2 separate regions of the Homo sapiens genome follow, and region 1 is linked to region 2. The links are chromatin loops, found by intact Hi-C in ENCODE. Cell type or tissue: HCT116. All regions are shown on one strand. Links, peaks and the distances in the headings refer to the core of each region. The heading gives the core; the rest is flanking DNA. Region 1 overlaps MYCT1 (MYC target 1). Region 2 has its middle 42 kb from the start of FBXO5.

The links. A loop is a pair of places that touch in the nucleus more often than their neighbours do. Peaks named below come from ENCODE experiments on the same cell type or tissue, not always from the same donor. Only the 100,000 strongest peaks of a DNase experiment are listed, where the experiment ranks them.
Region 1: it touches region 2 in a loop (4-fold over the local background); 3 of 110 quality-filtered maps call a loop at or near these places.

The regions. Positions count from the first base shown.
Region 1 is chr6:152,719,672-152,722,597 of GRCh38, forward strand. It overlaps MYCT1 (MYC target 1), which reads left to right. Exons shown (of 2, transcript NM_025107.3): 2 at 2,071-2,926. The coding sequence ends at 2,582. Among named protein-coding and RNA genes, the nearest start is that of MYCT1, 23 kb to the left of the region's middle. RefSeq lists an enhancer at 1,518-2,717. In HCT116, for the core only: no CTCF peak of the experiment used is centred there; a DNase peak (open chromatin) is centred at 1,480.
Region 2 is chr6:152,939,292-152,942,217 of GRCh38, forward strand. No RefSeq gene overlaps it. Among named protein-coding and RNA genes, the nearest start is that of FBXO5, 42 kb to the right of the region's middle. In HCT116, for the core only: no CTCF peak of the experiment used is centred there; no DNase peak of the experiment used is centred there; H3K27me3 peaks cover 1,447 bases.

The sequences.
Region 1 (2,926 bases), core at 331-2,830, 220 kb before region 2:
CAATATATGGTGGAAGGACACTGAACTATATCCTAAAATTAGACAGCAGTGATTATTCCTTTGTAGTTATTAACATTAGTTTGTTTTGTTATTTCTGCATTCTAGGTAGTCTACATATTATAGATTACAATATGCTAAAAAGAACCTTGGCAATCATAAAATCTAACTCCTTTATATATATGTATAATGAAATCAGTGGGTCTAAACAAATTCCCTAAAAATCACAAAACATATTAGGAACAGAGCTGAGTTTGGAACCCTTTATCAGAGAGCTTTTGCCATGTAACAATCCACCCCCAAACATAGTAGCTTAAACTAATAATAATTTGCTTAGCTCACAATCCTGTGGATTGGTAATTTGAGATGAAATCAGCTTGGTGGATTTTCTGCTGGTCTTTGCTCATGTGTCACAGTCATTTGGTGAGTTGACTAGCATCTGAATTATCTAGGATGACACCATTCATATGTCCAGGTTAGCAGGCTCTTGGCTAGGGCAGTAGGGGTTCCTGGGCCATGTGTCTCTCATCATCTGGCAGGCTAGTCTGGCCTTATTTATATGCTGACAATGGCAGGGGTCCCAAGAGAAGGAAGGGTGGATGCTGAGCCTCTTGTAGCTTAGGCTTGAACTTGTATAGCTTCAATTCCATTGCATCCTACCGTCAAAGCAAGTCATGAAGCCTGCCCAGATTCAAGGGGTGGGGAAATAGACTCTATCTCTTGATGGGAGGAACAGCAAAACGTTTGTGGCTATTTTCTCCTCCTCTTCCCCAGTCTCACAACACCCATCAGCTAATTTTCAGGCTATGGCTCTCTCAATACAGACTACCTACATAAGCAATTAGATATGATAGCTTACCTTTCTACTTAGCAGTAACTTATTTTTGTCTAGGAAATGTAGGAGTCTTTACTGAAGATGTGATACTTGAAGGTAGAGCTTGAAGAATGAGTTTTCCAGACAGAAGCTTAAAAAATTGAATTCAGATAAAAGGACAAATATGTGGAAAAGCTCAGAGTTTTAGAGAGAATGACAGGCTTTGGTACAGTGAGAAACGAGCATGACTTGTGGGTTAGATCATGGAGGGGAAACGTTGGGGACAAGGGGTTTGATCATGGAGGGGAAATGTGGGGGACCAACAGGCTGGAGGAGTCTTCTAATACCCAGAATTTTTCTTTGCAAAGTGGTGTGGTGAGGGGAGACTCAGTTACCTAGTTTCATTCAAGAATATGTATTTAGTTTACAAGAGGCAGTAAGGTAGCATTTCCATTAGGAAAAGGCATTTTTCTCCCCAGAAAGGGAAATCTGAACAAATTACAAGTTCTACAAATTACAGAATACTGGTACGTAGCCGAGGCTCTATGGAGGTTCAGGTGACAGGAATTTCATCATCACAAGGGCGTAACAGAAGCATGAGCTGGAACCTGGGAAACAAGAAAGAGCCCAGTAGTCTGCACAGGTCAAGTCATCAAAGAGTCAGAGATATAGGTGACTGTCTGGGAGTTCAGGAAATATGACATAAATCAGTCAGCTGGCCAGATGGTTCTATCCCAGCACTTCCTGTCTCAGAAAGAGCAAAGGAAGTGAGGCATCATGAAGACTGCAGGTGGCAGAAATCAATGTGATTGATGAAAGCAGACAGAGGAAAAGGCAACATCAAAGTGATGACAAAATTCTTTATCAATCTGGCACATTAGTTACTACTATAACTCAAAAGGAAATCAACTTTGGGCTACATTTGCAGCTCTGTAAAAAATGGATGAACTAAATGCCATAAATTAATGACATCAAGTAAGACTACTTTTATCTTTTATTTCTTAAAGATGATAAAACAGGTTAAGTGACCTGGAATGCCGCAGCTGAAAGTGTTATTTTGTATCTTTCTGCTTGAATAAATGGAAGCATTATCAGCTTCCATTTGTTCATATCCACCTAACACTGTCTTCTATTTCCCTAATTCAAAGTATGTTTAAATTAATCATGTATTCTTTGAATTACAGTATATATGCTGACCCTTGTTTTTAGTTGAAAACCTATTTAAAAATTGATTTAGCAATTTGTTTTCTTTGTTTCAGAGGACCTTATCATGTCCTTCACTGTATCCATGGCAATCGGGCTGGTACTTGGAGGATTTATTTGGGCTGTGTTCATTTGTCTGTCTCGAAGAAGAAGAGCCAGTGCTCCCATCTCACAGTGGAGTTCAAGCAGGAGATCTAGGTCTTCTTACACCCACGGCCTCAACAGAACTGGATTTTACCGCCACAGTGGCTGTGAACGTCGAAGCAACCTCAGCCTGGCCAGTCTCACCTTCCAGCGACAAGCTTCCCTGGAACAAGCAAATTCCTTTCCAAGAAAATCAAGTTTCAGAGCTTCTACTTTCCATCCCTTTCTGCAATGTCCACCACTTCCTGTGGAAACTGAGAGTCAGCTGGTGACTCTCCCTTCTTCCAATATCTCTCCCACCATCAGCACTTCCCACAGTCTGAGCCGTCCTGACTACTGGTCCAGTAACAGTCTTCGAGTGGGCCTTTCAACACCGCCCCCACCTGCCTATGAGTCCATCATCAAGGCATTCCCAGATTCCTGAGTAGGGTGGCTTTTGGTTTTTGTTTCTTTCTTGTCTTGTCTTTTATTGAAAGGAAATCAAAAATAGGCTAAACAGAATTTTGAGGGCATGGCCCAAATAACTCATGAGTTCCAAGTTGAAACATGGTTGTGCAAGTTGGACATTACAATGTAAAACACATTTTCTTCAAACACGTTTTCCCTTTTGTTTCAAAAAATGTAATATTTTCCCCCAAGCGTTTTATATTTATGTATTTTGTATTCAATGTGAGGCTTATTAAAAATAGTGATTCTAATGTAAGAATCAGCTAAGATGCATTATATATATTTTAATTAAAATTAAAACTTCAGATATTTGTGGATTAC
Region 2 (2,926 bases), core at 197-2,696:
TTTTGAGACAGAGTCTCACTCTGTCGCCCGGGCTGGACTGCAGTGGCGCGATCTCGGCTCACTGCAACCTCCACCTCCCGGGTTTGTGCCATTCTCCTGCCTCAGCCTCCCGAGTAGCTGGGACTACAGGCGCCCGCCACCATGTCCGGCTAATTTTTTTGTATTTTTAGTAGAGACGGGGTTTCACCATGTTAGCTAGGATGGTCTCCATCTCCTGACCTCGTGATCCGCCCGCCTCAGCCTCTCAAAGTGCTGGGATTACAGGCGTGAGCCACCGTGCCCAACCAAAGTTATCAACATCTTGATTCAGAATGTATAGACTACCAATTCCATGAGTGAAGACATATGTATTTTGTTCACTGCTTCCAGTGTCTACCACAATGCTCGGTACAAAGATAAATATTTGTTAAAGGAATAAATAAATTAGCAACTGTTGCCAGGCACGGTGGCTCACGCCTGTAATGCTAGCACTATGGGAGGCTGAGGCAGGCGGATCACGAGGTCAGGGGTTTGAGACCAGCCTGGCCAACATGGTCAAACCCCATCTCTACTAAAAATACAAAAAATAGGCAGCATGGTGGCACGCACCTGTAATCCCAGCTACTCGGGAGGCTGAGGCAGGAGAATCGCTTGAACCTGGGAAGCGGAGGTTGCAATGAGCTGAGATCGTGCCCCTGCACTCCAGCCTGAGCAACAAGAGCAAGACTCCCTCTAAAAAAAAATAATAAAATAAAATAAAAATAAATAAATTAGCAACTGTTAATAATTGCTGATTAATTCAACTATAATTCTTTTTGTTCTCACCATACAATAGGTGCCAGAAAAGCTTTACATTTAACATACAGTTACTGATTGCTCACAACTTATCGTTTTTCTGAAGTCTATGCTAACTTTCCAAGCCAAAAGAAAAAAAAAGCTGTATCTAATTTTTCATAACCCTAGAGATATAAGCCATCAGCATCTTCTTTTCCGGAAAAAGAAAATTGTTTTCATCTATTCTTCCACCTTCTTTTAACTCTCATTTTCACAAGAAAAATATATATATATAATCCACTCTACATAAAGCAGCCAGTGCAATCTACCAAAACAGCAAATCTGACCATGTCCTTTCCCTGTGTACAGCCTTCTGTGAAAGGTTGCCATTGGCATTTGAGGGACTTCATACCTGGCTTACCAGAGCTGCCAGGAACTGGAGAGCAGGCATCCAGCCTGACGTCCCTCCACGCAGACTTCCTTTCACCAGCCATGCCCCCTCCTACCTCTGGGCCTTGAAACATATTCTGCCTGCCGGAAATGCTTTTTCTCACTCTCTCTCAAAGCTCTATAGAGGTATAATTTATACATAAAGAATCATATATATTTAACATGTACTACGTGATGAGTTTAGACATATCTGAACACCTGTAATATCATCATCACAATCACCACAATCAAGACAATATGATTTAAAGAGAAACCAGAGTACTCCATCAAGACAATAGACATATCCAACACCTCCTGAAGTTTCCTCATGTTCCCGTTTTTGTTTGCTAGTGGTAAGAACACCAGTATTCTCTAATGCTTATCAATAAAAGAATGTCTCTGAAGCCCTACATCTTTCAAAAACATTTTAAGAAGAAATTTTTGAACAGCAACATATAGTAGCATCTAACAATCAGAAATGCATACTTTAAAGATAAACATATACTCAAAATTCGGAAAGAGCAGAAGAACATATTTTGGCAGGTGAGTAGATGTTCCTGTCTGTCTTGCATAATGCCTCTGGATAACATTTGGTCAATCTACCCCTTTATTATTTTCCAACTATGTTTTTTATTATTATATAATGTTAATGAGCATATTAGAATAATAAATGAAATTACTTAATGTATTTTGGCATTACATTTTAACTGTAAGAGAAAAATAAGGCTATTAAGGGTGTTCTAGACCTTTAAAATCATTTTTTTCTCTTTCAATTCTGGTAACTAAGGACTGAATTACTCAAAGCTATATCTCAAAATAATATACACAGATCTCACTCATGCTCGTGCTATTCAATCTGCCTGAATAAATCTGTCACTTTTAATAATGTGCTCAGTATTTTAACGTTAACAATTATTTCCAGAGAGTAATGCTTTGCTGTATAAAAGCTATAAAACCAATAGTGTCACACAGCAAAAGATTATACTATACTATACGCACGGTTCAAATAAATTTAAAGAACAATTGGTAAAGCACTTAAGATAAACTTGGTATAAAATGAAAACTACAGAAAAAATGAGAAATAGGTGTTATTTCCCCTAAATTGACACACAGTGCTCATGTATAAATAAGCAAAAAGAATTACCAATATGAAAGTCAATCATATGATGGCAGCTCAAATTTAAAATATCATTTTATCCCTCTGATATGTCATTTCTCTTATAATCGTGTTTAAAAGGTATCATAAAAAATGAAGTTTTGAAATATGTTGAAGAATGTGATTTTTAAAAAGCAATAAAAATAATAATTCTGTCCACACCCTGTATTTGGTGAAAGGTAGATTATCCTAAAATATAACTGCCATCTGGGAATAGATACATTATCATTTTCTTCCTGTGACTCACTTATACATCATCTGTAGCCTCCATTTTTTTTCCTTCATCTGAGATGGTTGTTATAGCTCCAGGAGTGGAGAGCTAAAAAGCTAATAGTGTCCATAAAGGTCAGTCTTAGTCATAAAGGAGTAGAGATCTGTGGGTTGATTTCAGAGGCCTCAAGGAAGGTTCCTGTTCCCAAAATATCTTCTTAAGGATCCCAAAGTTTATTCCACAAGATGTATTATTTTACCTCAGTTAGGAATAAGACTGAAATTATGAGTCCTCCAAAGGCATGGCATTTTGACTTAAATTTATAGCAATGTTTAGTATCAAAGCTATTCTAAATAGAAAGAGTAGGTGGAAAGGCA